Linked DNA regions of Homo sapiens: region 2 is linked to region 1. Evidence: chromatin loops called from intact Hi-C (ENCODE). Cell type or tissue: Calu3. All regions are shown on one strand. Links, peaks and the distances in the headings refer to the core of each region. The heading gives the core; the rest is flanking DNA. Region 1 overlaps MSN (moesin). Region 2 has its middle 150 kb from the start of MSN.

Region 1 (5,380 bases), core at 288-5,287:
ACAGAATTTCGCCATTTTGCCCAGGCTGGTCTTTAACTGGGCTCAAGCGGTCTGCTTGCCTCACCCTCCCAAAGTGCTGGGATTACAGGCATGAGCCACCACGCTCAGCTGGAAACAGAGCTTTTTGATTAGGGCCAGAAGCGTCCCCCTGCAACTGCATATTTGACTAATCCTGGCTTCAGCAGTTTTAACATTCCCATGAGCAATAGATGGAACCCAAGTTTGGGTTTGGATCAGCTCCAGTGTGCTTCAGAAGTATGATGCTGGAGGTTGCTGGAGTCTGTTCCTAAGCAGAGGGAATAGAGCCCTCTTCTGGCACCCTGGGCAGAGCTGGCATATTCAGGCAGCCAAAAATGGTCAGTTTCCAGTCTACAAATACTTCCTGTAAAACTTGCTGGCAGGAAGCTGGGTCAAGCAGGAAAGTGACGCTAAAGAGTGAAGCCCAGCTAGGTGTGGCCCCGGATAGGGGCTTTGCCCATCTGGAGACTTACTTTATTAATGATGGGTCTGCACTTCTTTTATTTCAGCAGCTTTGAAGTTTTATGGGAGTTGAAGGAATCTGTTGTTCTTGGCTGCCTGGATATGAACCCATTACTCAAATTCCCTTCCTCTTTCTCTGCTCTGTGCCCTCCTCAATCCCCAGCTTGAGTCTTGGCTATGCCTATTACTGGGGGCCTTCCCAACCAGTTGCTATTCAAGTTTTTCCAAAGAAAACAGTTCTGGAAACAGGGCTCTCTGAGTTCTCCTTCCATGGTGTTATAAAATATTTAGTCTCCCTAGAATGGGTGGTGGTGATTGTCTCAGATCCTGAAAGTTAGGCCTGCCCTCTGTTGAAAGCTAAACTTCCAAGCAGTGCCAGCTTGGAGTTTTTCACGGAAACAAATTGATCCAGCCTCCTCCACATAGTTTTTTTTTTAGATCAATAATAGTATGCTTGAAGTATCTACTGTTTTCTAAATGTCAGGCTGGCACTATGGCTTACTAAATAGGCTAGTGGATCAAAAGCCAGGTTTTTTTTTTTTTTTTGAGATGGAGTCTTGCTCCGTCACCCAGGCTGGAGTGCAGTGGCGCAATCTTGGCTCACTGCAATCTCCGCTTCCCGGGTTCAAGCAATTTTCCTGTCTCAGCCGCCCTAGTAGCTGGGACAACAGGCACACAACACCATGCCTGGCTAATTTTTTGTATTTTTAGGAGAAACAGGATGTCACCATATTGGTCAGGCTGGTCTCGAACTCCTGACCTCAGGTGATCCTCCCACCTTGGCCTCCCAAAGTGCTGGGATTACAAGTGTGAGCCACCGCGCCCAGCCTCAAAAGCCAGGTTTTTAGCCCCTCCTCCCACACTGCCTAGCAGCTGTGTGGCTCTGGGCCAGTGCCTACCTTTCTTTGGACCTCAGTTTCCCCAGCTGTATGTTGCAAGGTTCGAATCGAGTGATCTCTGACGTCTTTTTCAGGTCTGACAGTTTGGGATTCTGGACTGTTTATTTTCTTAGAGGACAAGTTGAAGTTCAGAAGGGAGAAGCCATATGAGATTCTAGGATGCATGGGTTGAAATAATGAGAAAATGTAAAAAGAGGAATGGCCATGCTAAGGAGCTGGTGTGTCAGCCCATGTGCCTAAGAAGGAGAGATGAGTTGGGGCTGGAGAGTATTTGCCCTGGGGGTATGGTTTGGCTAAGGTGATTTTGAAAGTAAGAACTGAAGTTAGGTTCAGACACTAAGCAGATGGTTTTCTTCCTGACTTTCACGTGTGGAGAGAAAAACAAGAGGGGTTTACCTGGGCCTGAGGTTGAACAAAAGGCCATGCAATTACGGCTGGATTAACGAAGAAACTAACTTGCTAAAGTGACATCACTGTTTCTGATTTTTTTCTTTCAATTTTCACCTCTGACCTGAACTCTGCTCCCACAGGGACAAGGTGGTTATATTTCCATTGCTAACCCTCACACATATGGTAATTGGAGGAGTAACTCTCAGTTTCCAGTGTGCCCTTGTCTTCCAGTTGAAATGCTTCTTGAGGAGCTTCGGATGACAGGGCTGGGTCAAAACAAATGAAAGGGGACCCTTGTCTCTGACGCCCTCTGGAGCAGTTGGAGTGGTTGAAGAAATACTGCTAACCCATTAAGGTGTGAGTGAGGTTGGGTGTTGTTCTCCTTTCTAGAAGCTACTGGGAAAAGGCACAGGCATAGGAAAGGTTAACCCCAGTCAGGTTTTATGGGCTGTATTGAGAGTCTGGAAGAGGTCCTAGCAGATAACTGTACCAGTTACCACTTCCAAGTCAACAGGGAAGAGGCTGACTTGCTGAGAAGTGAGTTAGTCAGTGAAGGAAGAGGAGGAGGAGCAGAATGGCCCCTAGGCTAAAGATTCAAAGCAAACCTTGTTTTCCCTCTTATGGAAAAAAGCTAGTTGAGACAGTGCTGTCATCCAGAGAGGCAAAACAGACCAGGACCTGCCCTGCCCTGCCTTGGCCCCACTCTTAGTAGCAGGAAATGGTGGGAACTGGAGCCTAAACAATGGAGTTTAGCTTCCGACCTGATGAAGGCAGTGTGAGTGACGCTGTGATGACTATTCTCTGGCCAAGGAAGATACTAGAACTCTGGGATTGCGTTGGTAGGGCACATCCTTCTTCTGGCTCCCCTGCCCCACTTATACTTGCCTTCTTCTCTACACCAGCAGCCCCACTGAAAGCCCAGCAGGGGTGGCCCCCTGGGGAGGTGGCAGGTGGAAATGAGGTCATTGAGCTCAGACCCAACTGGGCTGACTCACAACCTCTGCCCCAGTGAGACAAGGGGACCTTCCCAAGCAGTGCTTCCCAGATGTGCCCAGGCTTCCTATGCCAGAATGTTTGAGTCTTAGCCAAAATAGTTGCCAAGCCAGTGTCTGAAGACAACATGACAGGAGAGGTGGGTGGAGTTGTGGAAGGAGCTCCAGGAATGTCCAGAAGACCCGCCTCCACTACTTGTTGGCTGAGTAAATGTGACCTCAGTGATGTTAAGTGAGACTGTGTGTGATGAGGCCGACACATTGTTGGCATTCAGTAAGTGTTCATTTCCATCCTTCTGTCACCTGCCTCTATGCACTTCAGTTTTCTCATCTATGAAGTGGGGATGGTAATGTTCATCCCCTCAGCTCGGAGGTCCATGCTCCAGGCAAGTTACTTGTAATTATTTGACTTACTCTCTGCTTTTCTCTCTGACTCTTCCAAACTTCTCTCCAGGAAAGAGCCATCTTATAGTTCAGTGACATGGGGTAGGTGAGGGGAAACCATTGCTAATCCCTTTTGCTGTAGCTGGGCTACAGCTCACCTGGGTGCTTCTGATGATAGGCAAAGAGAGGGTTGCTTATTTGAAACTGGCAGGCCCAGACACCAAAGTACCTCTCAGCTGCTGGTGCCAAGACAGAGGTAGCATCTGGCCTGGTTACTTTTGTGTCTCAGCCCAGCTAACTGGAGACATGAGAGAGAACCCAGTTTGTTGAAGGCTTTGGACAGTGTACCACCGAGATGAGTTTGTTTGTGCTTAGTGAAGTGCTTGGTGTGGGAAGCGTCTATGTTGAATTGCTCAGTAAATAACAGTGGGCTTATTGTTCTTGGGCAACAGGTGGGAGGGCCAGTGCATGTGAGAGGATGACACTCCTCCTTCCCCAAACACACATGCAGACATTTTGTTATTGTTCCTTCAAACCTTAATGTTCTTCTGAGACACAGTCTTTAACCTCATGCTGTGCCTAGATCCTCAGGGCCTGGCTTAGGCAGGGATCTAGGCATATAAACAGTTCTCTTCTGGGGACTACATCTTGAAATGCTACCCCATCCGGGTCAGCTCCTGTATTCCTGTCAAACTGAAGGACTGGCTGGGAATTTTCTGCCAACTTTGGAAACTTCATTTTTAGGTTCTTTCCTCCCAAACAAGACCACTGTCTTCTCTTTAGGGAGAGAGCAGCGTCTAGGCCCGAAAAGAAGACCATGGGTGCCTACTAAGGGTGAGCATCCAGTGGGCCCTCTGTGGCAGTGGGTCTGGGCCTGCAGCCCATCTTGCACTCTTGAATCCCTGATTAATCTAAGAGAGAACAAAGGGACCTTCTTTGATCAGGACTTCTATCCTATCTATCACTTTCAGGCCCCAGCTGTTACTACCCTTACTCCCTGCTACCTCTGACACGTACACAGAAAACAGGAGAGCATAGACCAATGGCCTTGTCCTCATGACTTAGTTTTTTTCTAATTTTTAATTTTAAAATTTTTATTATTTTTTAACTTGATTTTTTTTTTTAAATAGAGATGGTCTTGCTATATTGCCCAGGATGATCTCTAGCTTCTGGCTTCAAGCTGTCCTCCCACCTTGGTCTCCCAAAGTGTTGGGATTTACAGGTGTGAGCTGCTGTACCCAGCCTAATTTTGATTTTTTTAACCTGACACATCATAATAAATGCATACATAAATTGTACATATTTATGGGGTACATAGCAGTGTTTTGATATATACAATATATAGTGATCAGATCAGAGTAATTAGCATACTCACCATCTCAAACATTTATCATTTCTTTTTGTGAGACAGGGTCTCACTATGTTGCCCAGGCTGGAGTGCAGTGGCATGATCTTGGCTCACTGCAACCTCTGCCTCCCAGGTTTAAGCGATTCTCCTGCTTCAGCCTCCCGAGTAGCTGGGATTACAGGTGTGTGCCACCATGCCCAGCTAATTTTTGTATTTTTAGTAGAGATGGGGTTTTGCCATGTTGGCCAAGCTGGTCTTGAACTCCTGACCTCAGGTGATCCGCCCACATTGGCCTCTCAAAGTGCGGGGATTACAGGTGTGAGCCACCGTGCTTGGCGGGGTGTTTAACTTTCTGTGCCTGGCTTATTTCACTTAACATAATGTCCTTCAGGCTCATCCATGTTGCTGCAAATGACAGGATTTTTATTTATTTATTTATTTATTTTGAGACGGAGTCTTGCTCTGTTGCCCAGGCTGGAGTGCAGTGGCATGATCTTGGCTCACTGCAACCTCCGCCTCTCGGGTTCAAGAGATTCTCCTGCCTCAGCCTCCTGAGTAGCTGGGATTACAGGCACACGCCATCACACCTGGCTAATTTTTGTAGTTTTAGTAGAGACGGGGTTTTGCTGTGTTGGCCAGGCTGGTCTTGAACTCCTGACTTCAGGTGATCTGCCCATCTCAGCCACCCAAAGTGTTGGGATTACAGGCATGAGCCACTGTGCCTGGCCAGGATTTCATTTTTTATGGCTGAATAATATTCCATTATGTATATATGCCACATTTTCCTTATCCATTCATCTGGTTTTGGACACTTGGGTTGATTCCATATCTTGGCTATTGTGATGTAGTGATGCAGTAAACACGAGGGTGCAGATATCTCTTGGATA
Region 2 (5,380 bases), core at 289-5,288, 120 kb after region 1:
TGACTGAAACAAAAAATTAAACTATTCAGGAGACAAGTGCCAGGTGTGCCTGTAGTCCCAGCCACTCATGTCACTGATGCTAGAGGATGGCTTGAGGTCAGAAGTTCTAGGCTGCAGTGCACCATGATTGCACCTGTGAACAGCCACTGCACTCCAGCCTGGACAACAGAGCAAGACCTCATCTCTTAAAAAAATTTTTTCAAACGATGTTTTTTAAAAGGTTCATAGCATTTATACTCACGCTGCAGTGCCTTCGAGGGCCTGAGCTATATTAAAGCTTAAAACCGCTTTACTTTTTTTTTTCATTGTCACTAAGCCACCATGTTGGTTGGCATTATGAAAATATGTATTAATACACTTATTTAACAAGGGAAAAATTATCAGAAAATGAGAAGCATCATTCTTAGTTCACAAGAAATGCAACATGGACCCCAATAGAAGAAGGAGAAGTCATGCAGCCAACAAAGATATGAAAAAATGCTCATCATCACTGGTCATTAGAGAAATGCAAATCCATGTCATGCCAGTTAGAATGGTGATCTTTAAAAAGTCAGGAAACAGCAGATGCTGGAGAGGATGTGGAGAAATAGGAATGCTTTTACACTGTTGGTAGGAGTGTAATATTAGTTCAACCATTGTGGAAGACAGTGTGGTGATTCCTCAAGGATATAGAGCTAGAAATACCATTTGACCCAGTGATTCCATTACTGGGTATATACCCAAAGGATTATAAATCATGCTACTATAAAGACACATGCACATGTATGTTTATTGCAGCACTATTCACAATAGCAAGACTTGGAACCAACCCAAATGTACATCAGTGATAGACTGGATTATGAAAATGTGGCACATACACACCATGGAATACTATGCAGCCATAAAAAAGGATGAGTTCATGTCCTTTGCTGGGACATGGATGAAGCTGGAAGCCATCATTCTCAGAAAACTATCACAAGAACAGAAAACTAAACACTGCATGTTCTCATTCATAAGTGGGAGTTGAACAATGAGAACACATGGACACAGGGAGGGAAATATCACACACCGAGGCCTGTTGGGGGGTGGGGGGATAGGGGAGGGATAGCATTAGGAGAAATACCTAATATAGGTGACGGGTTGATGGGTGCAGCAAACCACCATGGCACATGTATACCTGTGTAACAAAACTGCACGTTCTGCACATTACCCCAGAACTTAAAGTATAATAAAAAATAAATAAATAAAAGAAGTAGATATCAATAACGATACTTCCTCTGTTTATGACCCCAAACATGCTAAAATGCTAAAGTAATGTTTGCAAAGAATATGAATGACAAATGTTATCCAGCAGGTTTTTGGCTTAAAATGATTGCCTATGACTAGCAGCTTCAATGGTAGGGAGGAAGAATCCTTCATTACCTAACAATGGTGCAGTCTGCTCCTAAGTGTCTTTAGAGTACCATGTTTTAATGATAATACTGCATTGATTCTAAAGGCATATGCAGCAAAATGTGGGGAGGGAGAAAAATTGGAAAAAGCATAAAAGTTATATGGTTAGTGTCTTTAAAGTTTAAAAATTTAAACTATTGTTTAAAAAAACCTTACATAGTTCACAGCTATCAGCCCATATAGTAAGCAAATATCTGTGTGGGAAAGGAACCTTCACTTTGGAGTGTTTTTTGTAACTCTGTTTACATTAAAAAGGACAGAAGAATGTTTTGTTGCATTGACAAGGTCCCATTCTTTTCTATGGAGTACAATCCTTGTTGTCCATGAATCTCTTGAATTCGAGATCTATCCTTTTAATGAAAACACTAATTTTGCTGGGTTTTGAGCAGGAAAGGTGATATTTCTCCAGTCTTTGTAGATAAAGGTCCTGTGACGTTATAACCCCTCATTTCTCCCTTTAAGAGAGGATGGCTTTAGAGTGCTGAATACCAATGAAGTCATCAGTGCTGAAAGACCTTCTCATAGGGCTCTCCACAAGTCTTTGTCTTCACACAATCTAGAAATAGCCTCTAGGTTCTGTGCTCTTTTTTTGCTAAGAGGAGCAAATAGAAAATTCAGGTTATTGTCATCTGCTAAGGAGCGAAGATCAAAGTAGTATTTGGCATAAACACTGGCAGGAACATTAAGATTAAACTGAAGAAGCATCAAAAAATGCCTTTCCATTTCATTCATGTCCTCACCTGTAATGTCCTTGAAGATCTGGCAGTAGTCCATATTCCATACAGCCTGATGGTTCCAAACCTTGGAGGCAAGAATGGCTCGCAGACCAATCCTTTTCCAGTTAGTGGGACAAATGTTGGTTTCAGCATAAGTTAAAAGCTTTTCTAAGTAAACCAAAGTTACTATTGCACATTCAGCTGTTAGCTGTGCAGCACTAAAAGGAGTATGAACAAATCTGTAAATAAATTTGTGCTCAGGATCATGCTTAAACTATTCTTCTGGAACTTTTTCTCGTGTAAGTGGATGTGATCTCTCATCAAAAATATCCAGGGATCTATTTGCATCTCTGTTCTTTATGTGGTGATATATTGCTAAGGTCACACATTTTACTGTGGTTCTAAGGTTAGGCTGGTTGACTGTGCTGTCATATAGAAATATTGTTGAGCATGAGCTATACTTTTTAGTAAGCTGCCCTGGAGATACATGGTTTAAATGGTTGCTCTTCCTCTTTTCTCTCACATCCGTTTGAGATTTGCGCAGGAAAATTGTGCTTGCCCTTGGATGGTCAGAAGGGTTTGACTCCAATGCTAAATCTTTGGGCATCTCGCGGTCGCTGATGTGCTGCAGGTGGTGGCCCTCGCCTTCTCCGAAATCAAACTCGGGAGGCTCCGCAGCAGCAGGCGCTACCGCCACCTCGTCCCCGGACGCCGCCTCGTAGATGTCGGACGCGGGGATCCGGCGCGCCGGCCCAGCTTGGGGCTGGCATTGAGGGACACGCAACAAGTCAGCGTGTTCCCCATGGGGCGCCTCCGCCCCTCTCCGCCGCCTCTGGCGCCTTCGCTTGCGCCCTACTCTGCCTCGCTCAGCAGCAGCCCCCTCCCCCAACAATGGCGCGGGGACACTGAGCAAGCAGAGGCCACCTCGCCCAGGGCTCACCCGCCCGCCCCGCGGCCCTGCTCCGCCAGGGCTCGGTCCTGCGCCACACCCCAGCCGCCACGCTGCCTCCGCCTCCGGTGAGCTGACTTGTCTGCCAAGAGAACACTTATATACTGTTGGTGGGAGTTCAGCCATTGTGGAAAGCAGTGTGGTGATTCCTCAAAGAGCTAAAAACAGAACTACTATTAAACCCAGTAATCCCATTACTGGGTATATACTCAAAACAATATAAATACTTCTACCATAAAGACACATGCATGTGTATATTCACCCCAGCACTATTCACAATACCAAAGACATGGAATCAACCTAAATGCCCATCAATGACAGACTGCATAAAGAAAATGTACATATAAACCATGGAATAATATGCAGCTATAAACAAGAATGAGATCATGTCCTTTGCAGGAACATAGATGGTGCTGGAGGCCATTATCCTTGGCAAACTAATGCATGAACAGCAAACAAAACACCACATGCCCTCACTTATAAGTGGGAGCTAAAAGATTCAAACACATGGACATAGAGAGGGGAACAACGGACACTGGGGCCTACTTGAGGGTGGAGGGTGGGAGAAGAGAGATGATCAGGAAAAATAATTATTGGGTACTAAGCTTAGTACGTATGTGATGGAATAATCTTTACAAAAAAAGTGACACAAGTTTACCTACATAACAAACTTGCACATGTACCCCTGAACCTAAAATAAAAGTTTTTTTTTTTTTTTAATGAATTTCATGAGAAGTAAAGGAGGAGGCCTAGCCTGGCAACTATTTGGTGTCATGATATCTGGGGACTTTAACTAATCACGGTTCAAAGTAAGACAACAAAATATTGTTGCTATGTTGCTGCTAAAAAGAAATTGGAATGTCAGAAAGACCATTTTAGATTTGATGTTAGGATGCAAGGCAAGTTGCAAAATCAGGGAATGAGAAATAGTGTAGGTGAGGGTGTGTGTGCGTGCAGGTATCTTAAGACCAAGGTAGGATGGTGTAGGTTGGTGTATTAGTCCGTTTTCACGCTGCTGATAAAGACAAACCTGAGACTGGGCAATTTACAAAAGAAAAAGGTTTAATTGGACTTACAGTTCCACGTGGCAGGGGAAACCTCACAATCATGGCAGAAGGCAAGGAGGATCAAGTCAGATCTTACATGGACAGCAGTAAGCAGAGAGAATGAGGAAGACGCAAAAGCAGAAATCCCTGATAGAATCATCAGATTTGTGAGACTTATTCACTACCATGGGAACAGTATGGGGGAAACCACCCCCGTGATTCAATTGTCTCCCACTGGGTCCCTCCCATAACATATGGCAATTATGGGAGTACAACTCAGGATGAGATTTGGGTGGGGACACAGAGCCAAACCATATTATTCCACCCCAGCCCCTGCCAAATCTCATGTCCTCACATTTCAAAACCAATCATGCCTTCCCAACAGTCCCCCAAACTCTTAACTCATTTCAGCATTAACCCAAAATTCCACAATTCAAAGTCTCATCTGAGACAAGGCAAGCTCCTTCCACCTATGAGCCTGTAAAATCTGCAGAGAGGTGAACTAACATTTGTACAGCTACTTTTTCTTTGTGGGTATTTTCTGCTTTCTGGTTTGCAGTAGGCTGAAAACACAGACATGGCCCCAGTCAGAAGGCTGCTGCTGAGAGTTAGAGAAACCAACAGAGCTTTTGGTAGTGCCTTGGTGCTGGAGAAACAAAACAGGAGAATATGGCAGAGCACAGTTACATGAGAAAGGCAGAGAGCTGAGCCTATGAATAGCTGGTTTTTGCCTTAAGATGGTTGCCAAATTCTGGAGCTCAGAAGGCTAAAAAGCTAAAGAGAAATGGCCATATTGCCCAAGGTAATTTATCGATTCAATGCCATCCCCATCAAGCTACCAATGACTTTCTTCACAGAATTAGAAAAAACTACTTTAAAGTTCATATGGAACCAAAAAACAGCCCACATCACCAAGTCAATCCTAAGTCAAAAGAACAAAGCTGGAGGCATCATTCTACCTGACTTCAAACTAAACTACAAGGCTACAGTAACCAAAACAGCATGGTACTGGTACCAAAACAGAGATATAGATCAATGGAACAGAACACAGCCCTCAGAAATAACACCGCATATCTACAACTATCTGATCTTTGACAAACCTGATGAAAACAAGCAATGGGGAAAGGATTCCCTATTGAATAAATGTTGCTGGGAAAACTGGCTAGCCATATGCAGAAAGCTGAAACTGGATCCCTTCCTTACACCTTATACAAAAATTAATTCAAGATGGATTAAAG

The links. Peaks named below come from ENCODE experiments on the same cell type or tissue, not always from the same donor. Only the 100,000 strongest peaks of a DNase experiment are listed, where the experiment ranks them.
Region 2: a loop joins it to region 1, with 3 times the contacts of the local background. A loop is called at or near these places in 1 of 110 quality-filtered maps.

What each region holds. Positions count from the first base shown.
Region 1 is chrX:65,703,762-65,709,141 of GRCh38, forward strand. All of the region lies in intron 1 of MSN (moesin), which reads left to right. Among named protein-coding and RNA genes, the nearest start is that of MSN, 39 kb to the left of the region's middle. RefSeq lists a silencer at 394-566 and an enhancer at 2,825-2,884. In Calu3, for the core only: no CTCF peak of the experiment used is centred there; DNase peaks (open chromatin) are centred at 350 and 2,860.
Region 2 is chrX:65,819,299-65,824,678 of GRCh38, forward strand. It overlaps the pseudogene CCNYL5. Among named protein-coding and RNA genes, the nearest start is that of MSN, 150 kb to the left of the region's middle. RefSeq lists a silencer at 3,015-3,164. In Calu3, for the core only: no CTCF peak of the experiment used is centred there; a DNase peak (open chromatin) is centred at 3,053.